Linked DNA regions of Homo sapiens: all the other regions are linked to region 1. A link is a loop called in an ENCODE intact Hi-C map of the cell type or tissue named here. Cell type or tissue: sigmoid colon. All regions are shown on one strand.

The links. A loop is a pair of places that touch in the nucleus more often than their neighbours do. Peaks named below come from ENCODE experiments on the same cell type or tissue, not always from the same donor. Only the 100,000 strongest peaks of a DNase experiment are listed, where the experiment ranks them.
Region 2: a loop joins it to region 1, with 12 times the contacts of the local background. A loop is called at or near these places in 10 of 110 quality-filtered maps.
Region 3: a loop joins it to region 1, with 3 times the contacts of the local background. A loop is called at or near these places in 9 of 110 quality-filtered maps.
Region 4: it touches region 1 in a loop (2.0-fold over the local background); 11 of 110 quality-filtered maps call a loop at or near these places.

The regions. Positions count from the first base shown.
Region 1 is chrX:38,323,778-38,331,777 of GRCh38, forward strand. It overlaps RPGR (retinitis pigmentosa GTPase regulator), which reads right to left and starts at 3,732. Exons shown (of 15, transcript NM_001034853.2): 1 at 3,563-3,732. The coding sequence starts at 3,590. It also overlaps a transcript of OTC not described here. RefSeq lists a silencer at 3,421-3,670. In sigmoid colon, a CTCF peak has its summit at 3,892 (motif pointing left); DNase peaks (open chromatin) are centred at 3,454 and 3,814; H3K4me3 peaks cover 1,765 bases; H3K27ac peaks cover 924 bases.
Region 2 is chrX:37,844,246-37,852,245 of GRCh38, forward strand. DYNLT3 (dynein light chain Tctex-type 3) reads right to left here and starts at 3,326. Exons shown (of 5, transcript NM_006520.3): 1 at 3,236-3,326; 2 at 2,072-2,113. The coding sequence starts at 3,265. RefSeq lists a silencer at 2,990-3,099. In sigmoid colon, no CTCF peak of the experiment used is centred here; a DNase peak (open chromatin) is centred at 3,376; H3K4me3 peaks cover 1,745 bases; H3K27ac peaks cover 1,086 bases.
Region 3 is chrX:38,557,653-38,565,652 of GRCh38, forward strand. TSPAN7 (tetraspanin 7) reads left to right here and starts at 3,890. Exons shown (of 8, transcript NM_004615.4): 1 at 3,890-3,975. The coding sequence starts at 3,895. RefSeq lists an enhancer at 3,990-4,491. In sigmoid colon, no CTCF peak of the experiment used is centred here; DNase peaks (open chromatin) are centred at 3,689, 4,049 and 4,819; H3K4me3 peaks cover 2,387 bases; H3K27ac peaks cover 1,302 bases.
Region 4 is chrX:38,216,509-38,224,508 of GRCh38, forward strand. SRPX (sushi repeat containing protein X-linked) reads right to left here and starts at 4,363. Exons shown (of 10, transcript NM_006307.5): 1 at 4,188-4,363. The coding sequence starts at 4,284. It overlaps LOC124905176 (a long non-coding RNA gene), which reads left to right and starts at 4,400. Exons shown (of 2, transcript XR_007068212.1): 1 at 4,400-5,291; 2 at 6,914-7,184. In sigmoid colon, a CTCF peak has its summit at 3,653 (motif pointing right); DNase peaks (open chromatin) are centred at 3,683, 4,023 and 4,433; H3K4me3 peaks cover 2,773 bases.

The DNA of each region.
Region 1 (8,000 bases):
CTATCACAAGGAAGGCAGTCATCTATTACTAATAGTTCTGCTGTCACCAAGTAGATGTCTATTCCCTGGAATGAAATGGCACAATCTGTGCTATTCTTGTTCTAGTTAACACCTCATGGTCTGGCCTCTGACTGAGAGCTTTTCTCCACACACAGAAACAGGACAGTATTTCGTTTCCTCATTAACATCATCAGGCTATCCATGGGGAGAGTCTCTATCAGTCAATTTGGATTTTCTTTGGTCCAGTTTTTCCAAGGAACCTCCAGTGTTCTCATGTAAGGGAAACAATGTTAGCCCAAATGGTGAACTCTTTTTATTTTTGTTGAGACAGGGTCTCACTCTGTCACCCAGCTTGAAGCGCAGTGGCACAATCACGGCTAACTGCTGCCTCGACCTCCTGGGCCCAAGCAATCCTCCCGCCTCAGCCTCTGGAGTAGCTAGGACTATAGGCGTGTGCCACCATGTCCAGCTAAATTTTGTAATTTTTGCACAGACTGGGTTTTAGCATGTTGTTCAGGCTGGTCTCAAACTCCTGGTCTCAGGCTCAGGTCTCAAACTCCTGGGCTCCTGCCTCGGCCTCCCTAAGTGCTGGGATTGCAGGCGTGAACCATGACACCCGGCCAAAATGGTGAACTCTTAATTTCTCTGTTGGTAATCCCAATGAATACCCATAAAACCGGAGACAGCACAGAGAGAAACAAATTACTCCACCACTATCTCTTTCATTCGAACTAAGGGAAAGCAGCTAGAAAAAAAACCATAGGCTTTAAAGGCAATTAGGTATTCAAAGGTTGTTGTAAGGATTAAATGAGATGACATGTATAAAGAACTTAGCCCAGAGCCTAGCATCCTCAAAGTGTTAGCTCAATAGCTACCTCTGTAAACTCTTCCTCTACCATAAGAGTTGGAAATGATCACTGGCTTCTCTGAACTACGTGATCTGTAGAATTTATATGGCAAATAATTGTGCTACCTAGCAATCTCTCTAATCAAACTGTTACACAAATCAGCAAGATTTGTGTAACAGTTTGATTAGAGAGATTGGTAGGTAGCACAATATGTAAGATGAGGTCATCACAAAGCAATAAAAAGCTATACTTTAAAAATGTCGGCCGGGAGTGGTGGCTCACGCCTGTAATCACAGCACTTTGGGAGGCCGAGGCAGGTGGATCATTTGAGGTCAGGAGTTCGAGACCAGCCTGGCCAACGTGGTGAAACCCCGTGTCGACTAAAAATGCAAAAATTAGCCGGGCGTGGTGGTGGGCGCCTGTAATCCCAGCTACTCGGGGGGCTGAGGCAGGACAATTGCATGAACCCCAGAGGCGGAGGTTGCAGTGAGCCAAGATAGCATCATTGCACTCAAGCCTGGGCGACAGTGTGACTGTGACTCCGTCTCAAAAAAAAAAAAAAAAAAAGTCACTGCTTTTCTGTGTTGAAACACAGAGTTCACCATTTGTTACCCCAAATGTTGTTTTTTTCCAACTATTTTCTAAGGTTACAGAGGGTATGCACTACCCATATTGCCTAGCACAAAGTAGCCCTTGTGTGTTCTACTTTTCACACAGAAAAGGTCCCCCTTACACACATGTATATTCGTAACTGTTGAATGTTTTGTTTACCAATTCATCATAATGGAGAGTTTGTAGTCAAATATAACTTTCAACATTGTTAATATAAAAGACAGGTTACCAAGTCGTCAACAAAGGAGCACTTTAGCTTTTCCTGATTTCTGAGAATTCAGAATGTTTAGGGATCCAGTTATAAAATGAAAAGATCCTCTCAACACAGCTACTCAGGAAGTTTCTAATTCTCATCTTACTCATGCACTATAGTTAGTTATAGAGATGTCTTTTTCTCTTTCCAGAAACAGTACATGGGAAAGGACGGTTTATCTTTCCCCCCAAAACATCATCACAAAATGCCACGGTCCTAGGAGATTGGGAGAGGAGTACATGGGGATGTTGAGATTTTAACATTCTTACATCAAGTCATTACCTGATCTGAGTAGTATTCACAAACTGTTGTGGCACAGCGTCATTTTGAAGAAAGACTAAAAACCCCTACCATTTCCCAATAACCATTTAAACACACACATACACCAAATAGTAGGCCAGGTCCAGCTTTTGGGGAAATCCCAAGGTGGGTGATCACACATAAACTAATTCGTACCAGAAAGGAAAACATAGCGAATATAAGTATTAATAATAAATATTAATACGCAAGAGACTAGCCACTGTGGACAACTTTTTGAGAACCACTGTGAGGCATCTCAGTTCCAACTAATAATTGAGTTGGGAGACTAGGATCTAGAACAGACTCTGAGTTTCCCCAGAATGAATTACTTTAACATTTTAACTGTTTTGTCTTGGCTCCCCTGGCTTCCCTGATACCCTCATCCCAAGCCAAGGTTTGGTGGCTCTGCTCTGGCCCTGTAATATCTACTGTCAATTTATATGGTCATTTTGTTTACTTTCCTGTATGTCTCACTAAATTGTGAACTGCAGGCCAGGAATGTCAGTTCCGGCCAGGAGCATGGAAGAAAACATACATATTTCAGTGAAGGTATGATTCTGCTCAAACCCAGTGTTTTTTCAAAATGGTCGTGACCTATTAGTGGGCCAGAAAATCAATTCAGTGGATCACGATCAGCATTTTAAAAGAATGCATTATCAAAAAGGTGTGTGTGGAATCTAAGTGGATAGAACAAGGACTGCTTCACCAGACATCTATTTCTGTTACACGGTATATATGGAGTATCGGGTCACAATGTCAAAAGTATTTCTAACTATGGAGCTCAGGAAAAAAAAGGCTAAAAAACACTCGCTAAAGGGTCCCTCTTCTCCCTCTTTGTCCAATTTATTTCCTGTATCCCCTTTTACCCCACAGCCCTGATCACTCACTCTTTACTGCATTCAATACATAACCGGGAGCTCAGGACCTCCAAAGTGCACAAGTCTGGAGTCCGCACTTTGGGGAGTTTACAGAAAGTGTCCCTCCCTGGCCGGGCGCGGTGGCTCACGACTGTAATCCCAGCAATTTGGGAGGCCGAGGTGGGCTGATCACCTGAGGTCGGGAGTTCGAGATCAGCCTGACCAACATGGAGGAACCCCGTCTCTACTAAAAATATAAAATTAGCCGGGCGTGGTGGCGCATGCCTGTAATCGCAGCTACTCGGAGGCTAAGGCAGGAGAATCGCCTGAACCCGGGATGCGGAGGTTGCGGTGAGCCGAGATTGCGCCATTGCACTCCAGCCTGGGCAACAAGAGTGAAACTCCGTCTCATAAAAAAAAAAAAAAAGTGTCCCTGCCTTCAAGAAGCTCATCAAGAGCTTATTTAAAAAGCATACGAAAGACAGGCACCCTCTTTCCCGTTCTCCCCCATCCTGTTCTTCCCGTCCGGTCCTCTGCCCTCAGTCATTCGCGGGAGCGCAACCAGCGATCCCGCCCCAGTCCGGCTGCCAAGCCTGGGGCCTGTCCCCCTACAGGGCCGATCCGGAGGCGGGGCCCGGCCGCCCGCGGACCCTCCCTCCCGGCCTTCCGCCACCGGCGCGGGCGCAACTCACCGGGCATCAGCTCTTCCGGCTCCCTCATGCCACGGGCAGTACGGGCAGCCTGCGCCGGGGCCAGGAGGCTGTAGAGGACGGTTTGGTCGGGGCTAAAGCAGCTACTCCGCACCGACGCGGGCCGCGAAAGCCCCCAAGTTCCGCATGGCGAAACTCCGGAGATCAACTACAACCGCGCTCCCGGAAGTCAACAAACAGCCGCTACGGGCAACGGGGGCGGAGCTTGGGAATGCAAGGCGGGACAGGCGCCGTTGGGGAGGGGAACGGAGGCCGGGTGGCTGGTAAGGGGCAGGCTCAGGCACAGCGGAGGGGCAGTAGAGACCACGCGCCCTCTGGCGGCCTGGAGCAGAGAGGCGGCCACGCCGCGCAGTGATGCTGTGGAGTCCGCGCCCTTGTGCCGTTGGAGGTCCAGGCGCCGCAGGGACCCTGCCCATGAGTGGCAAACGTCACAAATCCCATACTCCGTGACATAAGCAAGCATCGACACACAATTATGACACTACTAGTAATAGTGACCAGCTGGAACATTAAAGGAGGTAAGCACTCTGCTAAAGATATCCCCAGCATCTAAACCAACATCTGGCCTATACTGAATGCTCATTACGTATTTATTGGACAAATGAGTACTATTACAACCCTGTAAAGTGGTTAATGTTACCTCTGTTTAAGCATGTGGGCAGCTAGTCCAGCTAGTCCAGCCTGTAGTCAACAAAAGTAAAAGCTGAGGTGTATATGGTCCACTACTCACAGAACATACACAAAGGGGTAGCCCAACATCATTGCTCTAGAATTTGCTCAGCGATGTTATATGATGCAGGGTTTCCCATGCATCAACATTTGGCTATCATGAAATAAAGAAGCAAAAAGCCATCTTCCAGAATGAGCAGATTTACGTACGTTTGGTAGTTGTGGACATGGGCCCTAGAATCAGACACAATTGGATTCAGGGATCCCTGAATTACTCTTGTGTGTTACCAACACTTTCTCAGGAAGTTTGCATTAACATGAAGAGGGGACATTAAACTATTAGTTACACAAATAATCATTTACTTACAAAGCAAAGTGGAGGTTACTAAGGAAGTGGTTAACAAGAAGCGTTGACCTGGTGTAGGAGGTTAAGAAAGGCTTATCTGAAGAAAGAACATTAAATCTAAGAACTGGAGAAAGATAAGCCAGGAGGGGGAGAGAGCTCTTGGCAGAGAGTAAATTGTGTATAAAGGTTTGTAAGGAGCTTGACTCTTTCCAGGAACACCAAGAGGCGAGGCTGGTTCCTAGCGAGGTGGCAAGGTCTTGGGCCTATTAAGGATCTGAGATTTTATCCTAAAGACAATGTGAAACCACTGAGAAGTTTTAGGCAGTAGAACAACAGGACAGGATCAGTTATGTGTGTCCCTGAAATCATTCTGCCTGGTCTAGATGCTTTGTAGAGAATAAACTGGAGCAGTGAGAAGGGTTCAGAGGCTATTGCAGAATTTCAGACATGTGGTCAGGATGGCTTGGAGTACAGTTCATTGGTGCCAGAGAGGAGCAGGCAGATTTGAAAATATTTTAGGTCTTAGAATCAACAGGAAATGGTTTCTGACTATTGACTCCTAGACAGTGCTGGACTACCAAATAGTTCTTAGAGCAACAGCAAAGATAGGGCCCTAAATTATTTTGAAAAGGATTTGATATTCATTTTTAGAGTATCATAATTGTTACTACGGGCAAATGAGAATTTTTAAAGATTTACTTTTTAATATGCAGTCATTTGTTTTTATTTCAAAATACAGTAAGGCACATTTTGGTGCTAAGCATCCCAGAAGATATTGATGCAGCCCTACTCCAAGGTTTCCAACATAAGCAAATAGCAGGAGGGGGGCACCATTTACTGAGATGGGGAACACTGAGGAAAGAGCTGGCGACATTGGAGTTAGGTAAATGGGGCAAGAAGAGCATAATGAGTTCATCCTTGAGCACACTAAGACATCAAATTGGAGGTGCTGAGCAGGTAATTGGTGAGCAGAAGCCCCAGAAGGAGGCACGTATTTGAGGAATGACTGGGTCTATATAGTGAAAGCAGGCTTGAGATACTTGCAACACTGGAAAGTGACTGTAGAATTGAGGCAGTAGAATAGGGTCGGGAGGCAGGAAAGCTAAGGCCAATTCATGCTGACTTCCTAGAACTAAATCAAAAGGAAACCCCAACTTTCCATACCTAAGTAACAAAAGAACCAGAGGCTACTCCCTTTGCAACCCCCACCCCCTTTTTCTGCGTGGCAGACGGAAAATTGAAAGTATCTCTGATTAGTTGCTTTTTGCAACCAATCAGACATTTGCATGGGAGTGTAACTTTGTAACTTCACTTTAGCCTCTGATTGGTTGCTTTCCACAACCAATCAGATGTTTGAATAGGGTGTAACCTTTGTAAGTACACTTCAGCCTCTGATTGGTTGCAAGGCCACTAGTTCATTTACATAGTAACCAATGGGAAATATACCAATGGTTACTTGGGAATGGCACCAAGTAACCAGTGGGAAACCTCTAGAGGGTAATAAAATCCCAGAAAATTCTGTAAAGGGGCTCTTGAGCCCCTGTGCTAGGGCCTGCTCCCACCCTGTACTTTAGTTTTCAATAATGCCATCATCTCCGGCATCTGTGAGTCTATTGCTTTACATGGCAAAAGGGACTTTGCAGTTGTGAGATGCTGGATTCAGGACCTTGAGATGGAGAAATTATTCTAGATTAACCAGGTAAGCCCAATTAAATCCTATGAAATCTTAAAAGTGAAGAGCCTTTCCAGGCTGTGGTCACAAAAAGATGTGAAGATGCAGGAGTGGTCAGAGAGATACAACAGCGCTGGCTGTGAAGATGAAGGTAAGGGCCATGAGCGGAGGAATGCAAGCAGCCTCTGAAAGCCGGGAAAGGCAAGGAAGTGGATGCTCCCCAAGAGTCTCCAGAAGGGAATGCAACTCTACTGACACCTTGATTTTAGTCCAGTGAGACCCGTTTCACACTTCAGAACTACAATAGTGTACGATAATAAATGGGTATTGTTTAAGCCACCACCAAGTTGATGGTAATTTGTGACAACAGCAAGAGAAAACTAGCACACCATAGTTGATCTCATCAAATCTTCACAGGAACCCTAAATGAAGTACTAACTTCAGTCTCATTTTTGGGAAGAAGAATCTGAGGTTGAGATCACATAATTTTGCAAGGTCCCATATTTATCAAGTGGTAGATGCAGGATTGAACCGTCAGTTCCAGAGCCACATTTGTACTGCAAATTCACATGAGCTCTACAGTATGAAAGTGTGTGGACCCTTGAGGGTCCCCTACAAGTCCATGCAGCAATGCACACACATCTTCAAGGATGCTCTTGCCTCCTCCAAAGAGCCCCCTAGCAATCTCTGCTTCATCATCATTCAATTCTGAGGCTGTGTTGTGTTTTTTTGGGAGCCCTCTCCAAATTTGCAATGAGGCCACATGACCCCTTCATGCATCAAGGACGTTCACATGCCTCATCACAGCACTTATTATACAGTGTGATGTGATTTTGTGGCTGTCTTTCCACTAGACTGAGTTCTTTCATTTCCTGCATTGCAAGCACTACCTCTCTTTGGCCAGAACATAGCACTATGTCTGGTACATAGCTTACTAAAATGCAAGTTCTATGAGGGCAGGGAGGTTTGTCCATTGTTGTACTCCAGTGCCAGACTATTACCTGGCCCATAATAGCTACACAATAAATATCTGTTGAATGGCAGAATTAATGAATAGCAAGTTCTCAAATACGCAGAGGCTGAGGGTCAATAAACCTATAAAAATAATAATTTAAGCCAGGAGGAGGTGTCATCCTGACCCCATGTAGAGGGGCTGGCCTTAGCTAGGAGGAGATACATTTCTAGCATAACAGGATATAAATGTTATCTATATAGTATTTTTTTTTTGAGACAGAGTTTCCCTCTGTTGCCCAGGCTGGAGTGCAGGGGCATGATCTCGGCTCACTGCAACCTCTGCCTCCCGGGTTCAAGCAATTCTCCTGCCTCAGCCTCCTGAGTAGCTGGGATTACAGGCACCCGCCACTACACCCAGCTAATTTTTTTTTTGTTTTTTTTTTGTTTTTTTTTTTTGTTTGTTTTTTTAGAGATGGAGTTTCATGATATTGGTCAGGCTGGTCTAGAACTCCCGACCTCAGGTGATCCGCCCACGTCGGCCTCCCAAAGTGCTGGGATTATAGGCGTGAGCCACCACGCCTGTCCTATATACTATTTTTTTTGAGACAGGGTCTCACTCTGTCACCCAGGCTGAAGTGCAGTGGCGCAATCTCAGCTCACTGCAACCTCTGCCTCCCGGGCTCAACCAGTCCTCCCATCTCAGCCTCCCGAATAGCTGGAACCACAGGTACACACCACCACACCCAGATAATTTTTGTATTTTTGTAGAGATGGGGTTT
Region 2 (8,000 bases), 480 kb before region 1:
ATATAATATTAAAGTAACAGGCATATGGTTTGAAAAATCCAGTAGAACAGAAAAGCTTAGAATGAAGAGTTTCCTTCCCACCCTTTCCTTTCCCATCCCCAGTCCCATTCCCCAGAGGAAACTCATCAGTGTACAACTGTTTTTATTTCTTCCAAGGGTTACTTATGTATCTCCAAATAATGTTTATCTCACTATTTCCTGATTTATGAATTATAGGCAACATCCATGTAACTCCTACTATGATAGATGAAAATTTGGTTCCCTCAGACCACCCGCCCCCTTCTCTCAATATAGTGAAATCACGATTTTTTAACTTAAATATATTTACACTGTTAGAAACATGTTTCTTTTCCACTCTGGATGTTTTCTTCAACGCAGAGGATTGTTCTTTAACATTCCTGGCCTCTTGTCCTGTCAGTTATTCCTCCCCATGGAGGTGGAATGAGTTACCTGGTTGGTGGGTGATAACCATTGTTCTAACATCTCATTTGGGAGTCTCCCAAATGTGTTGAACTTGGGCTTTAGTTTCTCCTTCCCTCTCCACCCAAACCAATGAAAGGCACCAGCCTGAACAAGTGTTTCTCTCTGCTGACTCAAACTTTCTCTTGGATGACTCTTCCCAGGGCTGAACTGAATGGGAGTTAGCAAAACAAGGTACAATCATCAAACTGGTTTTTATCAATAATAAAGGTGGTATTTTGTTCTCTTTCTAATGGCTCTTTTTTCTTTTCATTTGGTTCAGAACTTAAGGAAGAAGGCACTATTTAAATGGAATCCCAAATAGCCCAGCATTCTTTCTTTTATGTTCCATCAACCAAGGACAGTCTTTCCTGACTTGCCACTTTGAAAACTAAGATCACTCCCTTCTCATTACCTCCACTCCCTCTTCCACCTCCCAGTTTCCCTCATTTGTGCTTTTACATTGTAAAGGTATTAAAAACCTTTGCTTTCTACTTTTAATAATTAAATACTCTCAGGCTACATAGATAGAATGCATAATTCTGAAGTATTCAAATATGGCAGGATTTTCAGGTGCCTGTCTATTCCTCTCAGACCTTGAGTTAATTCTAGCTGTGTAAGGCCAGACCTGGGTGTCAAAAAATACCTTTCCCACACTGTGGTCTGTATGTGATACCTCTAAAATAATGAACGGTCCCCTGCCAGAATTAATTCCCAAAGGTAATTTCTTTTCTATTTGCCTAAAAGGAGTTTCAAATATTTTTCTTAAAATTTTGATTCACTATCATATCAATGCTTAAAATATGTTAAATGATCATTTTTTCCAATTATATTGGGCAAAAAAGTGTACATGCCCAAAGGCAGATATTTCTAGGGCTTTTGTTATCTATTTTATACAATATACATATATATTATACATATACTTTACATTATAAAAGTTGACGTGTGTACATATATATGCGTACATATACTTTATAGCATTAACATTTAAAATAATGTTTGCTTTCTGGAATAAAAGTTATTTTATCCAAAAGACAGGGCATCAATTTTAAACCAGTTTTCTAGACTAAGAAAATCCTTAAGCATCTCTTTCAGAATAAGCCTCAAGATGCTGATAGCACACAACAAAATATAGAAGGACCCCTATAAAGAGTTAGTGGATAAATATTTAAAATCTTGTTCTTGGCCGGGTGTGGTGGTTCACGCCTGCAATCCCAGCACTTTGGGAGGCCAAGGCGGGTGGATCACCGGAGGTCAGGAATTCGAAACCAGCCTGACCAATAAGGTGAAACCCCGTCTCTACTAAAAATACAAAAATTGGATGGGTGTGGTGGCGGGCGCCTGTAGACCCAGCTACTCGGGAGGCTGAGACAGGAGAATTGCTTGAACCCAGGAGGTGGAGGTTGCAGTGAGCTGAGATCACACCACTGTTCTCCAGCATGGGTGACAGAGCGAGACTCCATCTCAAAAAACAATAAAATAAAATAAAACAAAACAAAATATTCTTCTTTTAACAGTAAGGTTTCTAAGTTTGTGCTGAAACTCAAAATATAGCTTTTAAAAATCTCCACCAGTGCAGCAAGCTTCAAGAGAAACAAAATGTATGACTCACCTCTTTGACAATATTGTGGGCTTCCTCAGCATTGAAGCCAACCTAAAGGGAAAACAAAAGGTAAAGCTGCTTTCAACACAGGCTTACAAGTATGACGCTACACAGAATATCCTAGGCTGGCCTAGACAGGTGTTAAAGTGTTAAAGGGCATCAGGTCTACAGAAGGGGCCAATCTTGCCCCTAAACACTTAAAAATACTGAATGCTTTCCCTACCTACCTCCCGTGAGGTCTGGGGCAGAGCCTGCAAGTCTACATTTTTTTTTAAAAAAGTGCTTTATACTGGTGATTCTAATGAACATCCTAGATTAAGAATCATTGTATTGTAAAACGTAGGAAATAAGCAAGAGGTGACTATGAGGATGTTATGTGTCATAAGAATATAGAAATGGTTTCAGCTAAGTGAGAGAATGAAGTGGTCCATATGAAGAGAATGCTTAGTAGACTATTTTCAATTTTGTTTTTAACTTATGCTAGGCAAAAATTTCTAGGCAAAAATTCCTTTCCCAAATTAAAGATTATGAAAATACTTGATAACTCAAGATTAATATCACTTTAGTACTATAAAGTGGTCTGACAACTTAGTCTTTTCTTTGGAGTCCCCATCAATAACAGGGAGATAACAACTGACATCATGGGTTTCTGGTGAGGGTTGGGAAAGCCTGAGTCAGTAAGCAAGGGCTCGTAATCCATAAAGCACCTCCTTGCCTAATCCTGGCAAGCATTACCGGGAGCGGGAATGGCAGTGCCACCAGGACCCCGAGACTCCGAGCCATGGGGGCTGCAGCACCCGCGCTGAGGAAGCCAAGGGACGGAGGCAGCAGCGGGAAGACCCGTTTTCGAGGCCCGCCCGGTAGGAGGGCGGCGCCCGTCACCCCATGCCCACTCCTCGCACCCAAGTCAGGCCTCGTCCTCCCAACCCTGCCCCGACCCCACCGTCTGATCCGCGCGCTCCTGGCCACCCCTCCCACCCCGAATCTCAGGACTTTGGGGTGGGGAGAACGGGTCGGGCGGGGCGGATCCCGGGCCCAGGGGAGAGGACCCGGGCTCGGAGGACGCCGCACCCCAACTCTTGGGACCGCCCTCGCTGGGAGACCACCCGGCAAGAGCCCCGCGCAGAGGAAGGCGGGAGTGGGGGGCGCTCCCAGGTAGCCAAGGGGCGGTACCTCGTCGCAGTGGCGATGGTACTCCTCCATGGTAGCGCCGGCTCTCCCTGGGGCGGAGCGACACGCCGGTAGAGCACCGCGGCCGCGCACTGGCCTCCGGGGAGGCCCCACCCCCGTTTATGGCCTAGGGCCTTTCCCTACGCAATCCCCGCCTTTGTGTCGCAGTGGCGTCACCTGGCAGCGCTGGGCGGGCTTCGGGCAACGCCAGGCGTCACTTCAGGCCACGCACTTTTTCCTCGCTTCCTCTGCCCTTTCTGGAAACAAGGGATGAATGTAAAGAACTGGGAATGGCGCCAGTGTGGATCAGATGGGGTGACCTAGTGGCAGTTAGTCTAGACTCCGCACTAGTGGTTGAGTGCCCACTGCTGTGATTACTTGCACGTATTTGTTCATTCACCATCATGTGGCACATAAATGTAGTTAATTTCGTGGTAAACCAGCCACTTTGATTTGTCCACTTACTAGCTATGTTACTTGGAAAAATTCACCTCCCACAGCTTCAGTTTTCTCATATGGAAACTTACCATCATACCTATTTCACTACTGGTTGTAAGGATCTGATGAGAAGCTGTATACACGGCTCCTAAAGTAGATGCTTCTCAACAAGAGAACAATGACTACATTTTAAAATAAATGTAGTAATTTTAAATTAGTAATTTTAAAATAAATGTAGTAATTTTAAATTAGTAATTTTAAAATAAATTACTAATTTCCAGATGATCCTAGACACTTCCTCAAAACCTCACAATAAGTCAGAGGAGTTAGTTCTTCCATCACTGCTTTTATCAAGATGAAACTGAGGTATAGAGAATTTAATTTGCCCAAGGTCATACAGCCAGTAGGGTGTAGAAAAGGGACTTGAGCTCAAGTAGTCTGATAGCAGAGCCCAAGCTCTTAACCACTGTATTACTTTCCTATTGCTACTGTAACAAATTACCGTAAATGTAGTGCCTTAAAGAAACACAGTCCTGTTCTCTTACAGTTCTGTTACCAGTGTAGGGTGTCCAGGTTCTTGGCTCTTTGAACAAAGAATTGGACAAAACGCACAAACAAAGCAAGGAAAGAATGAAGCAACAAAAGCAGAGATTTATTGAAAACGAAAGTACACTCTACAGGGTGGGAGCGGGCAGAGAAGCCGCTCAAGGGCCGGGATCCAGAATCTTCTCTGGTCCAAATACCCCCTAGAGATTTCCCATTGGCCACTTGGTGTGCACCCCATGTAAATGAAGTAGTGGCCCACAATCAGAGGCTGAAGTTACAAAGGCCACACTCCTATGCAAACGTCTGATTGGTTGCAAGAAAGCAACCATCAGAGGCTAAAGTGAAGTTACAAAGTTGCACTTCTATTCAAACAAAGATTTGGCCCATAATCAGTTTGATTGGTTGCAGACAGCAACCAATCAGAGGCTGAAGTGAAGTTACAAAGTTCCACTCCTGTGCAAATGTCTGATTGGTTGCTTTTTGCTCTTTGGTTGCAAAAAGCAACCAATCAGAGGTACTTTAAATTTCCCATCTGCCCTGCAGAAAAGGTGGGGATTTGCAAAGGGAATAGCCTCTGGTCCTTTTGTTACTTAGGCATGGAAGGTATGGAAGGTTAGGGTTTTCCTTTTTTTTTTTTTTTTGAGACGGAGTTTCACTCTTGCTGCCCAGGCCGGAGTGCAATGGCGCGATCTCGGCTCACCCACGGCAACCTCCGCCTCTCGGGTTCAAGCGATTCTCCTGCCTCAGCCTTCTGAGTAGCTGAGATTACAGGCATGCACCACCACGCCCAGCTAATTTTGTATTTTTAGTAGAGACGGGGTTTCTCCATGTTGGTCAGGTTGGTTTCGAACTCCCGACTTCATCGACCTCAAGTGATCTGCCTGCCTCAGCCTCCCAAAGTGCTGGGATTACAGGCGTGAGCCACTGTGCCTGGCCAGGGTTTTCCTTTCAATTTAGTTCTATGAAGTAAGCGTGAAACAGTTTTAAGTTCCCTGCCTCCTGACCCTATTCTCCTGCCTCAGTTCTGGAGGTCAGAAGTCTAAAATGGGCCCATAGAGCTGCATGCCTTCTGGAGGCTCCAAGACAGACTCTGTTTCTTTGCCTTTTCCAGCTTCTAGAGATTGCCTGCATTCCTTGGCTCATGACCCCTTCCTCCAAATTCAAAGCCAGTAGTATCTTTTCTCCTCTCTCGCTTCTGCTTCAAAGGAAGTGTGAGGCATCTCTATAAACGAGAGATGTATGACTCTTGCCCTCCTGTTTCCCTCTCAAGACCCTTAACTTAATCACATATGCCATGTGTCTTTTGCACTCTGTATCATATTCACAGATTCTCAGAATTCAGATGTGGACAAATTTGAGGGGGAGCATTATTCAGCCAACCACAACACTTTTCTATTTTGCTCCCCAGAATCAAAGTTGGAAACCATTAGTCTTCTAGTCCATCTCCCTTATTTTACAAGTAAAACTGAAGCTGAGAAGATAAAGTAACTTCTACAGGGCACATAGGTGTTAACTGGACTCCTGGGCTTCTGAACCTCAGGCTCTTATTTTATGAACTTAGAACCAAACAAGGCTGTTTACTTGATAGTATGGTGTTTGTTATTGGTTCTCCTAAGTTGTGGATCATGCAGGGTTACTGCAGAAAAGTGACTGTAATTCATAGAGGAAGCACATCCTCTTTCAAGAATTTTTTTTACCAAAGTTTTCATCCTATGAGCAACTCCGGCAGTCTATTCATGAGAAGGATTCGTAGTGTCTTTGTGAACATCAGTTTTATTTCCCTAAAGAACTGTTTCTATGCCTGGGTGGGTTAAACCCTGAAGTTACCTAATCTTAATACTGCAAGAGCTACACCAGCACATCTCAAGTTTGTGTTATGTGATCATTCATGATGCATATAAAGTGAGATGAAGAAGTGTTGTTCCAGTTACCATTCCTGTGTAATAAATTACCCCAGAATTTAGCAGCTTATTTACTATATTATGCTCATGGATTCGTTTAGTCAGAAATTTGAACAAGGCACAGCAGAAATAATTTGCCTCTGCTCTGTGATGTCTGGGGCCTCAGGTGGGGAGACTCAAAGACTGGAGGAAATTCAATGGTGGGGACCAGAATCATCTGAAGACTTGTTCATTCACATGTCTGATATCTGGGCTTGGATGAATAAAATATTAGCACTTCCAACTGGAGCAACAACACATGGCCCCACCGAGTGGATTGGCTTCTTACCATCATGGCAACCTTAGGGTAGCCAGATCTTTTACATGGCAACTCAAGGCTCCAAGCATGAGGGTTCCATCGAGCATGGCAGAAGATATGTCACCTTTTATCACCTAGTGTCACGAGTTACACAGCAGCCCTTCTACCATACTCTAATCATTGAAACATTCACTCAGATTCAAGGGGAGGGGACACATAATCCACTTCTCAATGGGAGAAGTGTCAAATAATTTGGGGCTCATGCTTTAAAACTACAAGTGGGTTTATTAACTAGCATCCTGTGGTTGCAAGTAACAGAAGACCCAAATAGGATGAGCTGAAATAATGGCATTTATTTTTTTATATAACCAGACTGATATGGTTTGGATCTGTCCCCAGCAAATCTCATGTTGAATTGTAATCCCCAGTGTTGGAGGTGGAGCCTGGTGGGAGGTGATTGGATCATGGAGGCAGATTTCTCATGATGGGTAGCACCATCCCCTCAGTGCTGTTCTTGTGAGAGTAAGTGAGTGAGTTATTATGAGATCTGGCTGCTTAAAAGTGTGTAGCACCTCCCTCCTCTCTCTCTTCTTCCTGTTCTAGCCATGTAATATGTGCCTGCTTCCCCTTCACCTTCCACCATGATTGTAAGTTTCCTGAGGCCTCCCCAGAAGCAGGAGTCACTCTGCTTCCTGTGCAGCTTGCAGAACCACGAGCCAACTAAGCCTCTTTACTTCATAAATTATCCAGTCTCAGGTATTTCTCATTGCTGTAAAGCAATGAGAGAATAGACTAATACACAGACATACAGAGGCAGAGATATTCCAGGTTCGTTTAGTTGCTCAACAAATTTTGGGGCTTCTGTGCTTTTCATCTTTCCATGCCAATATCCTCAGCATGTCAGCAACATTTAGCCTCATGGTCATACACGGCTGCATTAGTTCTGGTATCGCTAGGAACAAAGATATCACGTTCAGTGACTAAGATGAGCATTTTCTGGGGTTGATCGGATTTTCTTAGGAAAGAAAATCTTTATTTCAAGTCCTCAGGAGTTTTCTCCTCAGGTTCCAGTGGCCAAGATTGGGCCACGTGACTCCCCACCGGGCAAAACATATGGGACAACAAATGTTTGTTTTTTCATTCTGTATGGTGAAAAGTGAGTTCTGCCAGCAAGAAAAAAAAAATTGATATAAAGTAAATGTTGGTAGGTCAGTCCTTTCCAAACTTTTCCATGCTATGGCCCACATAGAGGATAATACTTACATGGTACATTGAGGTAAACTGGAGGGGCTTGGTGGGCATCTGTATGGGGCTTGGTGAAAAAATATTTTCATTACTTTATATAATTATATGAAAAAATAAAATAGAAAGGGTGTTAAAATTGAATTTTTTAAAGCTTCCAAATAAAACCTCTTTCAATGCTTTAGTGAGACCCTCAATCTTGGTTTCACCCATATAATATTTTATATCTGGCTCTACGCATTGAACAGCCATAAGCAATTCCTGTTAATGAGTTTTTAATAATTAATTTTCCCTAAATATGAATAAATTATATTGTCTAGAAAGGTTTGCCATAGAAGCAGCT
Region 3 (8,000 bases), 230 kb after region 1:
TTCCTTCAGCTCCGCAACCTACATCATTCCTTCAGGCCACAGGACACTTGGACTTGCTGTGGTTACATATTATTTCTGTGTGTTATAAAATACACATAACATGCAATTTACCACTTTACCTATTTTAAGGTGTACAATTCAACATTAAGTACATTCCCACTGTTGCACAACCATCACCACTATCTAGCTCCAGGACTTATTCGTCACCACAAGAATAAACCCCATATCCATTAAACGGTGACTCTCCATTAGGGTTAGCCCTTGGCAACCACTAATCTGCCTATGGATTTGACTATTACGGACAGTTCATATAAATAGAATTATACATATGCATCCTTCTGCATCTGGCTTTCGCTCAGCATAATGTTTTCAAGGTTCATCCAAGTTGTATCATGCATCAGTACTTCATCTCTTTTTATGGCTGAATAATATTCCCTAGTGTAGATATGCCACAAAATAGATTTCATTAATCTACTTGTCACTGGACATTTATTTAGGTTGTTTTCATATTTTGGCTATTGTAAATGGTGCTACTGTGAGTTGCTTGGTGATATGGCAGCTGTGATTATATATTGATGCATTATAGATCAGTGAATCTTAGACACGTGATAGTTTCCTACAGCTGCTGTAACAAAGTACCACAAGCTGGGTGGCTTTAAAAAAAACAGAAATGTATTATCTCACAGTTCTAGAGGCTAGGAGTCTGACATCAAAGTGTCAGCAGGGCCATCCTCTCTCTGAGACTCTGGGTAGAATCCTTCCTTGCCTCCTCCTAGCTTCTGGAGGTGACCATCAATCCTTGGCAGTCTTTGGCTTGTAGCTGCATCACTCTGATCTCTACTTCTGTTGTCACAATGGCCTTCTCCCTGTGTGTCTTTGTGTTTTCCTATGGCCCTCTCCCTGTGTCTCTTCTTTTAAGGATATGAGCCCTTAAAAGTGCTTGGATTATGGGCCCCCACTACTCCAGTATGACCTTGTCTTAATTATATTTGCAACAACCCTATTTCCAAATAAGATCACATTCTGAGGTACTGGGGTTAGGACTTCAGCCGCACCTAGCCTGGACTTCAATATATCTTTTGGGAGGACACAATTCAATCCATAATACATGACAGACATTACTGTGCATCTGACTCCCCTGGAGATCTTGTTAACATGGGCTTGGAGTGGGGCTTGAGGTTCTGCATGTTCAAACAGCTCTTCCAGTGGATGTCAATGCTGCCAGCTCAGGGTTAGTGTGACTAATATGTTCTGGTTTGCGCAAGGCCTTCCTGGTTTTAGCAATGAAAATCCTGAATGCAGGGAAACCCCTCAGTCCTGGGCAAACTGGGATGGCTTGTCACCCTATATATATGTCATGGGCCACAATTGGAGAGCAAGGATCTAGCTACAAGCTATGTTAATTTATCTACTAATTACATTACTGAATATTCATATTTATCTTTATATTTAAATGGTTTATTTTTGCTAGAACAGTCCAAGTTTTCAAGAATCTGGACCTAAGAGATATTCCAAAAATGCTCCAAACTGTGAGACGGTGAGTTAGCTTAAACTGATGGGTGTCTTCTGTGAATGTCATATATTAACTCACCAAATTATCTATGATGCTTAGCAGTGTCACTGTTGGGCTGAACATTGAGATTTCTGACCTCTTTACAAAATAATTATACATGGCCAAGATCTTTTGATGCTAAGGATACCCACTGGGCTTGAAGTCTTCAGTATCCTTTCCCTGCTGCTGCAGCAGTTGGAATCAGCCTGGAGTCTGTAAGAATGAAAGAGAAAGCTCCTCTCTGAAGTTGGGTTTAAGTTCATTGCAGTATGGGGCAATGCCCCTCAACTCTTGCTTAATATTCAGACCACCTGAAGAGCTTCTAAAACGCGGAGCTTTCACCCCACACCAAATGACTCCAAATAGCTGGGATTGGGCACAGGCATTCATAATTGTTTTAAAACACCAGGTGATGCAAATGAGCACCCAGCATCGAGAATCAGTGTGCCAAGACCCCTTTATAACAGACACCTTGCTCAACCTGTCCCTTCTTTCACCTGCACCTATATTCCACCCTTGTATGCCCACATACCTTTTTGTTATAGTTGACAATTTCCTTAAACAGGTTCTCCTCTTCCTCATATTTTTGTCCTGTTCATACAGTTACCTTATTGACCTGAGACCACATATAACTGGATAGAGGTAATAATTACTCCTGTAACAACTGACCTTAGCAGGCTTTTCCCAAGCCTTATTGACTCTGTTTTTCACTCTTTCACAAATATGTATCCTTAACATCATCATCCACGATTGAGTTAACCTGTGATAGTGTTGCTGTTTTTGACTAGTCTCTTAGCAATCAAGCTAAATCTCCCACTGAATCTGTGTGTTCCTCTACAAACCATATCTGGGTGGAATGTACGTTTTTATTGTGATATAATTAATATATCATAAAAGTCATCCTCTTAAAGTATACAACTCAGTGGTTTTTAGTAATTCACAGTATTGTGCAACCATCATCACTATGTAATTCTAGAACATTCTCATTACTCTAAAAAGAAGCCGCTTACCCATTAAAAGTCACCTCATTCCTGCCTCCCACTCGCTGCAACCACTAATCTCTTTTGTCTCTATGGATTTGTCTATTTTGGATATTTCCTATACATGAATCATTCAATATGTGGTCTTTTGTGTCTGGCGTCTTTCGCTTAGCATATTTTCAAGGTTCATCCACGTTGCAGCATTTACCAGTAGTACTTCATTCTTTTTTGTGGCCGAATAATTTTCCGTTGTATGGAGGCACCGAATTTTGGTCATCCACTCATCAGCTGACGGATATTTGAGTTGTTTCCAATTTTTGGCTATTGTGAATAATGCCGCTATAAACATTCATGTATATGGTTTTGTGTGGGCATATATTTTCATTTCTCTTGGGTAAATACCCAGGAATGGAGTTGCTAGATCATATGCAAACTCTGTTCAACTTTTTGAGGAACTCCAAATTGGTTGTGAACATTATTTTTTGACCTCAATGCAGCTTTCCTTTACAGGAGGGAGGTGGACTGTACTTGTTAGCGCGCTGCAAATGATTCTCAGGCATATTAAACATTTTTCTGTATTCTGTTAAACATTGTATGCGCAGCAAGAATGACGCCTCATACAGACCTTTCTTGTCATTTCGTTTTATTATTTCAAAATGTAAGACAAATCTGAAAAATGGAGGAGCCTGCAGATACCTGTGGTGGCGAGGATTTGGGGTCTGTCTGAGCTCCGGCGTTCCTGCCCATCCCTCCAGCTGTATCTCTGGCCACCTGTCTGTTCCTGGCACAAACAAGGCCTGCTGGTTGCCAAGGACATGACTACGGGGCCATTTCCATGTGAGAAGGCCCTGGGGGGTGTCAAAATGCAGAAACGTGACTGATGGGCAGCGGGGCACCCATAAACTTCCCATAGCCAGGTGCAGGCATACCTGCAAATGTAACGCCCAACTGTGTACAAAGCAGAAATCTAAATGCCAGGGCGGACTGGGAGAGGTTCCCGTGACCTCTGACCCGGCCTCTAAATTCTCCCATTCCCTCCCCACTGTCCTGCCGCGCCCCGTGTCGCCTCGCCTGGCCTCGCCTGGCCTCGCCTCCCTCCTCCGCTGGGGGTCTAAGCCTGCGCAGTATTGCGAACGCGGGCGGCGTTTCCCGCATGCGCAGTCACTGCCCGGCCCGGCTTTTTCAGTAGGAGCCCCGCGCGGTGCGCGCTCACGCACGCGCACGGCCTCGCCTGCGCGCTCACGAGGCCTCTCGCGGCACGCGCCCCCGCCCCGCGCCGCCCCGCCCCGCCCCGCCTCTTCCCCCTCCCGCGCGCCCGCCCGCCGCCTGCCGCCGCCGCCGCCGCCGCCGGAGCTCTGTAGTATGGCATCGAGGAGAATGGAGACCAAACCTGTGATAACCTGTCTCAAAACCCTCCTCATCATCTACTCCTTCGTCTTCTGGGTAAGTGCCCACGCCGGGCCGGTGGCCGAGTCGCTGTCCATCGGTCCGTATGATGATGCTCTGAGAAAAGAAGTGGGGAGGAAAACCCAAACCAAAAATCAAATCTGGGACCCCTCTTTAAGGAGACAGGCGCGGGGTGCTGGGTCGGGGCTGCAGGATGGCAGGGTGCGGGTCGGGGCTGCTGGAACCCTAGACCTCGCTCCGCGCAGGCTGCAAGGGGCTGCGGAGTGTCGGTGACTGCAGGTTGTCGACCTTCCAAAAAAAAAATGTTAATGCATTAGTTTCTTTTATAATCTCCCGGGATAGGGTCAGCTCCTGGGGAAAGTTGCGGGTTTATTCGTCTGTTTTCCTCGCTGTACACCTTTCTCTCCCTTCCCCTACCAGCCGGTTCGCGGCGCCTCTTGGAGCTAACCTGTGGCGGGCTAGGAGAGGACACGGGAGCGTGGGGTTTAATCTCAGATTCCCAGTTATTCCTGACCCCACGGGGCTGCGGGAGGGAGGCACCAGAAGCACCGTGCCTGCCTGGCTGGGCAAGGGCGACCGAAGTCTCCCAAGCGCACGATGGGGAGCAGGCGTTGTCACCGCGTGGAGGCGCACGAAAGGGAGAGGGTCTTACATAAGCCGGGGGCATCTTTGAGGTTTCTTGGTGACCCAAGAGATGAGTCTTTGGATTCCTTTCCCACCTCCCTGCATCCTTACACTCCCTATCTGGTGGTTCTGTCACTGCATGAGCACAATCCGCAGCGCCCTGGCAGAGGGTCCCCTCCACTTGGTGATAGAGATAGCGCCCCAACTCTACTCCCCATCTATCCAGTGCTGCCGCCGGTCCTTGAAGCTCAATGCAGAAGGGTGACGTCACCCCTCAGCCAGGGCCGCGGGGGGCTGCGTGGTGCACCTCGCGGAGGGATGCGCCTTTCTGCGCGGGGGAGGGGGGAGGAGGAGGAGGGGGAGGAGGAGGAGGAGGAGGGGGCTCCAGGCTTGTGCCTTACCTCATCCTGTTTGGCAAATCATGGAATCAGTGCAGGGCTGACACTGCAGTGATTCACTGAGAGAGGTGCGTGGTACTTAAAGACCATTCCCTGTTATTTCTCTTTTCATGTCGGTGACCCCGTCTTCCCTAGTTCCTTACGCCCATAATCAAGCTACAGCTACCCCGCAGGGGAATGAATATCGACCCTCTTCCCCCCTTGTCCCCCAAATCTGGGTCATTTTAGCTTCTACGGCAGTCATTTTGAAATCTGAGGCTCTGTAGGAAAAGCCAGTTCAACCTTTGCTTGTTTTCTTCTTGCACCCCTCACCCCCGCCCCTCACCCACCACCATATATTAGCCCTATTTTTGCTTTGAAACTGGAGCACAGTGCTGTATGAGGTACCGAGAATCAGCTAGATGGCAAACCGGACTGTTTGCAATGGTCAAGGAAGAAGCAGAGATTTATTGAGGATCAAAAATATTCCTAATGCACCCGGACATTTCCTTATCGCTGGCGTTGGTGGTTCTTCAAGTCAGGGAAGGTATGGACTCCCCAGACCACACATACCAGGAGCTCTGCAATGAGCTAGGATAGATTAACTGGCATATTGCACAAGGCAAACACAGAAACGGACTTTATTTGGACTGACAACGACACAGGTTGAAATGTCTCAGTAGTGGAATTGTGAGCTATGCACAGATCATATCATCTTATGCTCTGCCTGTAAAAAGCAGTAACACATGCTGATTGCTGAAACTTCCCAGTAGCCATTCCTGGGAACTGGTTTAGCTTTTTATGTGTTTCCTTAAATCTCTTTTTGTTTGGCCCTTTATCATTTACTTGACTTCCTATTTGTTACTGGAGTGAATCATATTGGGAGGGGGGAGGTATTTTTATCTTCCTTAAAAATAAGGTTAACAGTGCACATGAAGAAATATTGTTCTTTCAGAATCACTGCAAGCTGGTAAAGAAGGGGGTCTTCCAGGCTGAGGCTTTTCATATGAGCACTTTAACTCTCCTTGCTTACATTCCACCCCTATGAATCTAATTACTTAATGCCCCCAATACATCTTAAACAATCACTGCATTTTATGTCCTCCGGAAGTTCCTTGATGCCTTCATTTTAATTTTTTCTACTTTCAAGATTTTCATAGTCTTAAATGTTAACCTGGAACATTTTCAATAGTTTAAATACCAAAGCCAGTTCTGGCTTTGGTTGTTGTAATCATTTCATACTTACAACCAAAAGAATAAGATCTCTTCGGATGTGTGAGGATATTTTAAACAAGACGTTATTTTTAAGTAGCCTTATTGAGGCATGATTCATATGCCATAAAAGCCACCTATTTAAAGTATACGATTCAGTGAGTTTTAGTATAAGTAGCACATATTTTAGTATATAAGTGGTATATATTTCTGTATATTTAGTATATTCATAGATATGTGCAACCATCACCCCAGTCAATTTTAGAACATTGCATCATTTCACAAGAAACCTGTTTCTTTAGCTGTTATCCCGTTTACCCCCCAATTTCAACTTCCCACCCTCATGCCCACCCCCTGCCAGCCCTAAGCAACCACTACTTTCTGTCTCTAGAGATTTCCATATTGCAGGCATTTCATATAAATGTAATCATACAATAGTTGCCCTTTTGTGACTGTTTTTTTCACTCAGCATAATTACTTCAAGGTTCATCCATGTTGTAGTGTATATCAGTACTTCATTCCTTTTTATGGTTGAATAATATTCCATTGAATGATTATAGCACATTTTGTTTATCCATTTGTCTGTTGGGGGACATTTGAGTTGATTGGGTCATTTAGCTATCATGGATAATGGTGCTATAAACATTCATGTACAGATTTTTGTGTGAACATGTCTTCATTTCTATTGGGTATGTACCTGGGAGTTGAATTGCTAGGTCACATGGTAATTCTAAGTTTAATTGTTTGAAGAACTGCCAGCCTGTTTCACAAAGCAAAGCACTCCTTCCCTTTGACCATGAGGATTCCAATTTCTCCACATCCTTGCCAACATTTGTTATTGCCTGACTTTTTTATTATAGCCTTAGTAGGTGTGAAGGTGGTATCTCACTGTGGTTCTGGTATGAATTTCCCTGATGTGTAATGATGCTGAGTGTCTTTTTTATGTGCTTGTTGGTCATTTGTGTATCTTTCTTGAAGAAATATTTATTCATATCTTTTGACCATCTTAAGATGTGGGGTTTTTTTATATTAAGTAGTAAGAGCCCTTTATATATTCTGAGTACAAGTCCCTCATCAGATACATGATTTACAAGTGTTTTCTCCTATTTTGTGGGTTATCTTTAGATGGTGTCCTTTGAAGTACAAAAGTTTATTTTTATGAAGTCCAGCTTACCTATTTTTTCTTTTTTTTTGTTTATGCTTTTGGTGTCATATTTGAGAATCCTTTGCCAAAACCAAGGTCACAAATATTTACCTGTTAAATGTTTATAAGAATTATCTCTCAGTTCAGTAAATGCAGTTGGTAAATCTTTCTTCAGCACTTAGAACTATGTCTGGCACATAGTAGGTACTCAAATATTTGTCAAAACTTCTGGGATTATGCTAGGTAGTTTACAAAAAGATGACCTTACTGGTCTTGTTTGTTTGTTTGTTTGTTTGTTCGAGGCAGAGTCTCGCTGTGTTGCCCAGGCTGGAGTGCAGTGGTGTGACCTCAGCTCACTGCAACCTCCGCCTCCTGGATTCAAGTGATTCTCCTGCCTCAGCCTGCCGAGTAGCTGGGACTACAGGTGTGTGCCACCACGCCCGGCTAATTTTTGTATTTTTAGTAGAGACGGGGTTTCACCATGTGGGCCAGGATGGTCTCGATCCCTTGACCTCGTGATCTGCCCGCCTCAGCCTCCCAAAGTGCTGGGATTACAGGCGTGAGCCACCACACCCAGCCGACCTTGGTGTTCTTTAAAGTGGAAGGTGGAGGAAAGATTAGACAGAATTATTTCCTTTGTGTTCGTGAGTTGTTTTAATAGGAATTTTTCCCTTTCATTACCTTAATTTAGATTTAGAACTAGA
Region 4 (8,000 bases), 110 kb before region 1:
CAAATGGCCCATAAAAGTTAGCAGTTAAGACATCACACAGTCAAGAACTGAGGGGCTGGTTTGAGAAACTCCCTATGAATTGGAAGTTGGGAGAGGTTATTATTCACGCTGCTATTTTGGAAGCGAATCTCTAACCTGGGCATTAATCATAACTTGCCTGCTACAAATTTCATACTATGTTATAGCCTGGCAAAACTAAACCTTCTTCTGTTCAAATTCTCTCTTCACTTTCAATTACTAATTTCAGTTGTGTTCTCTGAAAGGGGAATTGACGTAGCACACATATTTGCGTTTACTAAGGAAACCATTCAACCACTTGGGAAAGGCACAGATCAAGGTGGCCAACAAAAATAATAAATGCAAACTCCAGCTTGCGGTTGCAGTCAGTCTCTCATCTTACAGCCCCCAACAGAGAAGGTTATTGCTTAAACAGAGAGTGTTCGTATATTTAAAAGGAACCTCTGTATCCAGTAAGCCATCGTTTCTATGTATGTAGATTCATGGTGGCACAAAGCCCTGTGTACCTGTGCACATGTTTCCCTCAGCTCCTTTCCTGTCCAATGGCCCATCACTGGAGTTACAGGCACTGTTAATCCATTACGCACAAATATCCATGTGGCACAAAGTGCTCTGCTAGGCACCGTGGGAAATACAAATAAGGGTAAGACATAGCACGGCCCCTGCCTCCAAGGTCTTAAAATCTACAAGAAGAAGAGTGCATAAATTATGATAATATACAGCATTATCAAATATGTGATATATGTGATAAATATAAGAGACATGAGTGAGACCATGGGTGTTAAAAGGAAGGCACGTTGCTTCCCATTGGAGCGATCAAGAAAAGGTCTCATCAAAGTGGGGGTGTTGCTGGATGATGGGCAGAATTTGGACAAATGGCAAGGGGGAAGGATTCCAGGTACAGAAAGCAGCATCTGCCAAGAAGGAAAATGTGACTCAGGTTCTATAAGGATAGGATTTTAGGAAACCAGGGGGAAAAGACTGGAAAATTAGGCTAGAAGCAAACTGTGTAGCCCCCTAAAAACAACTGAGAACTTTTTACTTGAGTGAGAACAGGGACCTGCTGCCCTAAGTTTTTGAGTAAGGGAGTGATGTGATAAAAAACAGTACTAAAGTCAATGGACTTAAAAGACCATTATCTAAAGTGAGAAAGTAAAATGAGCTAGAATTAGAGAGACCAAAAGTGAGAATGTTATAGCAATAATCTAAAAGAGAAAAGCAGCACTTTGGTTATGGTACGAGGACTGATGAGGTGGGAAGATGTGAAGACGCTGCTTTAACAATGGTTTCTGGTGTCTCATTCAGCTCCCAAATCTGCGAAATGAGTAGTAACTAACAAACAACATTGTACTGTACTGAAAGTGTTATCAATGAAGAAAATGCCAGAGGAAAATGACCTGCTCTCCCCAGCATATTTCCTTTTCATTGCAGAGTACTTTTGTCAGCTGATTACATGTTTTAAATCTAAATAGGAATTCCTAGCCTGTTCCCGGTGACACCTTAATTATATAACCTGAGCTAGGTGCTCCATTCCTAGTACTTATCTCCAAATGTGGTATTTCAAAAGACTGCTTCAGCTGATGTAGTCTGGTTTGGCTTTTAGCAAACCTCACTTGGTTTTCCTGACTAGTAAAACCACGCTACTTTACCAGTTTTCTCCAGATGTAAGATTCACGAAGCCTTTCTTAGAGGCCATGGTACTCATTCTCCATCTTCAGCCTTGTTTGCAGAAGGAGGCAGAGTGAACCACCACTATCTCACATGCAAATACAGCTCTAAGAATTATTTTAAGAACAGAATCTAAATTCTCATCTGTTATAAGCATACAAACACAGTCAAACACAAACAACTTTTCTACAAATTTTCCATACACTTCATGTAGGTTTTTATAGACACTGCATCTTTGCTAGGCTGCAAAAAATAGATCAGAGAGCCAGAAAAGCTGCATTAAATTCTAAGATGGAAGAACTCCAGAGACCTTCTAGGAGTGGGAATGAGAATGATTTACTCTCACTCTGACAGATGTGCTATTCACGTGCAGATAGTTACATAATCGACTTGCTGATGGAGCCCTAGATCTCCATCTTCTTTCAGAAGTTCCAGATTCAAGTCCTTCACTTTCTCTCTTACTGAAGATATGATGTCCACTTGCTAAGAGAGTGTCTCTGAAATGATCTTTAAAATTTGTCACCCAGCACTTAGAGTGAACTCAGCCTATGTGATTTGCTTTCAGACCCAAGGGCCTAGAGATTTTCCCCTCCCCAGCCTTCCAAAGCCTCTGGCTTGGACTGAAATCCCCTCCTCTGGATCTCACAACCTCAGCGGAGCACACTTCCCAAGAGACCCCATTGAGCCATGCCAAAAGGAGGCTCAAGAGGAGTGTTTATCAAGCAGCTCCAATCAGCTTCAGCTCATTTGTGGTCTGAGCAGAGCCGGAGGGCAGGTTAGGAGTCAGTGGAGGTGGTGGCAAGCAGGAACATGGTGGCTAAAAGTTGGGAGCAGCTTGCAGGCTGGCAGAGGGAGCCAGGAAAGCCAGGGATAGGTCCCAAAAGACAGGTGGTAGTGAATGCCCAAACTGGCGAACTCATGATTCTGTGGCTGGGCCCTGGTAGCAAGCTGTACTATATAAAGGTGGAAGATGAGAGAAAGGAGAGGGGAGGGCAGGGGAGGAGAACGGAGGGAGGTCGGATGGAAAAGGAGAAGGGGTCCCCAGCTTGAGAAAGGCTCAACTAAAAGTTGAGGTTCCCAGGCAGCTCACAGGCACCTCCCAACTCAGTGCGGAAAAGCTACCTCTAGCTTCTCACCTTATTTGCCCGCTCCCAGAAAGCTGCTTCTGGGACGCTTAATGACTTCCTCTTCCCCTACAGGTTCATTTTAACCTGATTCCTGCTAAAGGGGGTGGGAGAGGAGGTATTAACACACCATGGGAATAACAGTTGCCTGGCAGTAAGGATAAAATTTCCTTTCCACTTTACCCTGAATCAGTTCCTACAAAGCAGCTTAAAACTTAAGAGTCAGCTCAAAACACAAATGTTCCTGTTTATTAATTTACAAATTTGTTCTATTCATTCATTTATTTAGGTGCGTGCAGAGAATTTCCCGCAGCCATCCCTACATCTCCCAAGCACACTGCTAGAAAGATGGGCATCCTCTATCCTTCTACCAGAACTCAGTAGGTTCATTTCTCATACCCTAGATTTAAGCTGCCCACGGTGTTGAACGCAGAGCCAAATATTTGCACGCCCTATAGCCGACGTCACCCACTTTCCCATTAACACTAAATTAAAACGCATCCATGGATTTCCTCTCCATTCCGAGGCAACAGGAGTGCATGGCACATTGCCCTACTCCCCTGAAGCTCTTCGCTAACCTAAGACTCCAGGGTGAGGAAGTTAGCTGGAGCTTTTTAAAGTGCATCTCCAAAGAGAATTTTGCTCACACCATGAGAGCCCCCAAGAAACACCAGGGCCCCCTTAGATGCCGGAGACCACGCCCTCCAGGAATAAGCCGCACCCTCTGCCCAGCAGATCCTTGCGCGAGTAGCCCTCTTTCCCTGGGGCTAATCAAGTGCATGCCACATGTCACCACTCTCAGCTGGCAATTCTTCCTCAGAGGCGCAGACTTTCTCGGAATCCCCAGCAGGGGGGGTTAAGAGATTCAGGGGAGGCCCCGCCCGTGCCTTCCACAAAAGTCGCTTTACCGTGGCTCGTGTCCTGCGGCCCCAAGGGGGTAGCCTGGGACGTGTAGTGGGAGGGCATAGAGGCTCCTTCCAGGACAAGCTGCCAGCCTCCAGTGGGCAACCATGTGAGAGGCAAAATTCTGGGGGTGAGAAAGTAGCAAACTAGTCTGCGGCCAAACTTTCTCTGTGGAGCCTCCTACACCGAAAAGGGTTTGATTGGAACTCTGGAAGCCCGGACGCAGAAGGTGCTAGGGCTCCCGTCGCCGCGAGGGCGCCCCGCGCCTGGAGATGGGATGGTCAGTTCTTCCCGGCGCGTGCCCAGACACCAGCCCCGATCCGCATCATCCCCACCCTCGGGCTGCGAAAGAGGAGTTCTGCGCAAACAAAGGGCGCCCCCGGCACCTCCCTCTATCCCGAGCGAAGGGTCCCAACGGCGACTCCGGGGGTCTTTGGTGCCCAGCTGAGGAGGCAGCCACGCCTCCGATCCTACCTGGGAAGCTGCGGCTGGGCGGGACGCGCAGCAGCAGCAGCAGCAGCAGAGGCGGCAGCAGCAGCAGCAGCGCGGGCCGATGTGCGGGGCTCCCCATGGCGAGCGGGCGCTTAGCTCGCCTCGGCAGCGCAGCGCGCTTCCCGGGGGCGGCAGGAGACCGAAGAGACCAAGGGACTGCGTGCTAGCGGGCGGGCGAAGGCCGGGCTGGAAAACTCCTCCTCTCGCCTCTTTCCCTCCCTCCTTCCTGCCTGGGGCCTGCCCTCCTTTCTCCGCCCCCCCTGGAACACTGCGCGGTTCGGGGCTCTGACCCACCCACCTCCTCCTTTTGTGCCAGCGCTTTTTCTGGCCAGAGAGCGCTGGAGACAAGCCCCAGCAGAGCGAAATATCCTGAAGTAGCTTTCTTTGCCCCAATTTGCGCGCCCCCTCACCCGGAATACACACACGGTATTCAATACAACCGCCTCGAACATCCCAGACGTCTAGAAGGATACCATCTGTGCAGAAAGCTGCGTGAGTCACACGGAAACAGAAGGGGCAACCGAGGGGATTCAGAGTGGCCCACTGCGGCCGGATACTATGGCCATGTTCTCTGTTTTGATCCTCACGACCATGCCCCAAGTTCGCTATTACCATGTCCACTTTCTCCAATAAGACACCGACGCTTAGAAACTTGCCCAGATTCACCCCCGTTACTGGCAGAGCAGGGACTGGAACTTAGGTGTGTAGTTCTGCCGACGTCAAAGTCCATACTACAGATTTTTTGTTAGTTTGTTTCTCTTTTGCAAAGGAATAAATCAAGGACTGGACCGGGTGCGTGCCTGCTCTGCTGCGGTTTAGGATGGGGCTTGAGGTTCTCCTTCCAGGATCAGCTGATGGGAGAGCACAAGGCACAGAAAGTTCTCTGTCTCACCCACAGCCATGGGGATCCAGCTGTAGGTTCCTGCAGCCAGATTTCCTCATTTCCTGGGTTGTTCTCAACCACCCCAAAGATACCACGACCAGACTGGAGCCTCTTCCCTGTGGCTTGGCATCGCTGGATCCTGGCATCAGGACAGGGTTTCTAGGCTGCCCGCAGGACGGATCTGGTTTCTTTGAGGCATTTGAGTAAGCCTCTCATAGTTTTGTTTGTTTGTTTGTTGTTTTGGTTGTTTAGTTCTTGTTAAATCAGTAAGGCAATACGTTGCCCCTTTGCTGTCTCAGAAAGATCTTAGCTAAGGCAAATTTTAGTTGGAGTTGCTGCATTAGGTTGTGCAGTTTGGGCACTGTACAAAGGCATCCAGAGGAAGGGGCAAGTGGGAGCCAAAATCCAAATGCCTTTGGGTTCAGGGAGCTTTGCGTCTTGGCAGGGGCCACATCCACTAGAAGGGCATCTTTCTCTCTGCCACAGTAGTCTGGTCTGATAGCTAGGCTAAGAGCCCTGGGGGCACTCACCTAGAAGTTCTGAATTTGTTTATCCAGAAGGAGTGCCATTTCCCAATTCTCACAAAAGCCCCAGACTTGAACGTCCATCTTACCCTCTCTAGCACTTGGGGGGACTTCGCTCCATCTCCTGTGGGTTTCTCCACTGCTGCTACCTCTTCAGGGAACCAACAACCCTTAAATAACCCCCTAGTCGCAAGGAAATGGGGGAGGTCAGTCTATTCTGTGGCCTCCATCAGACCAGACTTTCCAGGGAGTCATTCTCAACCTTGTTTATGTGGGTCACCTGGGGAGCTTCATGAAAATACCATATCCAGGCTCTACCTCACACTAATAAAATCAGAATCTTTAGGAATGTGACCTGGAGTTTGACCAGATGCATATTTTTGTCTCTCCCCAATCCGCTAAGCTCCACGGTATAAGTTTTAGTATAGGATAAAAATTCTAGACCAGGAGTTTCTCAACTTGGGCACTATTGATATTTGGGGCTAGATGATTCTTTCTTGGGGAGGGGGACTGCCTTGCACGTTGAGAGATGCATCGATGGCCTCTATGCAACAGATACCACTAGCAATCCCCCTTTCCCCAGTTATGGCAGCCAAAAAAATGTCTCCAGACATTGCCAAATGTCCCCCAGGGGAAAAATGCCCCCAATAGAGAACTACTTCTTTAGGTCTGTAAACAAGGGTTAATGTGCACCCCAAATTCCAGGTCCAGGATAGCCTGGCCAGCAGCCTTCCTTTCCTATGTCACCTCTGAAGCAATGTGTCTTCACCACAACCAGTATACATTCTATTACTGGGCTGAGAAGGAACTTCTAGCTCACTTCTATCCACTGATTCTGGCTGGATTACAAGAAACACCACACTTACTGTTGACTTGCTCTCTGGCCTTTGAATGTCCTCACCACAAAGAAAGAAATCAGAAATGGATGAGGTGATGGTCACGCAAAATACTGACTTGACGCTTGGTGCAGTGGCTCATGATTGTAATCCCAGCACTTTGGGAGGCCAAGGTAGGCGGATCACTTGAGGTCAAGAGTTTGAGACCAGCCTGGCCAATATAGTGAAACCCCATCTCTACTAAAAATACAAAAATTAGCCGGGAGTGGTGGCACACACCTGTAGTCCCAGCTACTCGGGAGGCCAAGGCAGGAGAATCACTTGAACCTGGGAGGCAGAGGTTGTGCCACTGCACTCCAGACTGGGCAACAGAGCTAGACTCCATCTCAAAAAAAAAAATACTGACTTGATTTTTTCTTTTTCTTTTTCTTTTCTTTCTTTCTTTTTTTTTTTTTTCTTTGACAGGGTCTTATTCTGAATTTGAATTTGTTTATCCAGAAGGAGTGCTGTTTCCTGGCTGGAGTGCAGTGGCATGATCATAGCTCATTGCAGCCTCAAACACCTGTGCTCAAGCAATTCTCCTGCCTCAGCTTCCTGAGTAGCTAGGACTACAAGCATGTGCCACCATGGCCAGCTAAGTGTTTTTTGTAGATATGGGGGTCCCATAAATATGTACATTTACAATGTGTCCATTAAAAAAATAAACAAAAATAAAAGACTTGAAGAAACATCTCTATATAATGTTTACAGAGAAAAATAACATTTGTTGTTTTCATTGTGCAAGGATATCTTGAAGGACAGATCCAAGTTCAGTTGCCTCTTGTATCAATAAATCGAAATAACCCTTTCATTTTTACCTAACAAAGATAAAGGGGAGAGAACAAGGTGGTATTCTTACCTAGTGGGAATACTAAAAGGAATGCCATTGTTGTCAAAATGTATAAGGTATATAAATCACGTGGGTTAGAGTAATAGGGAACACAATTAGATATAATATTGGGAAACCATTATTTTTCCTTGACAAGCTTGAAGTATTCGATATAAACCCTTGGAAGAACTAATATGAACATGAAAAAATAAAATAAGAGCCTGGAATGAGGAAAAAAAGTCTCTTGCTCTCTTTTCTACCCTATAGAGAAAATTCCAATGGGACTTTTATTTTTCTTATTATTTTTATTCCAGTTTTCTCTCTGATAGAAGAGATGAGGGTAGAGGTAAGGTAGAGGAAGAGGTTGTCAATTCATCCCAATCCCACAATATCTTGGAAGACAATCAGATAGTTAAATAGATTCATAATCTGTCAAATAACTTAAGGGTTAATGAGTTGATGAAAACAAAGAGAAGTCACTCAGGGAGTGCCACAGAGCTATGACACCATTCCTATCCTGCTTGATGTTACTATTTATGAACTAGAAAAAGATATTTTTGGCAAAGGACATGAAGATAGGAGGGCAAGAAACAGATTCCAAACATCTCTCTAGGCAGGCATGCTGTATTGAAACATTAAAAGACAGCAAGGATAAATATGATGTCCTATGTTAGATCTCAAAAA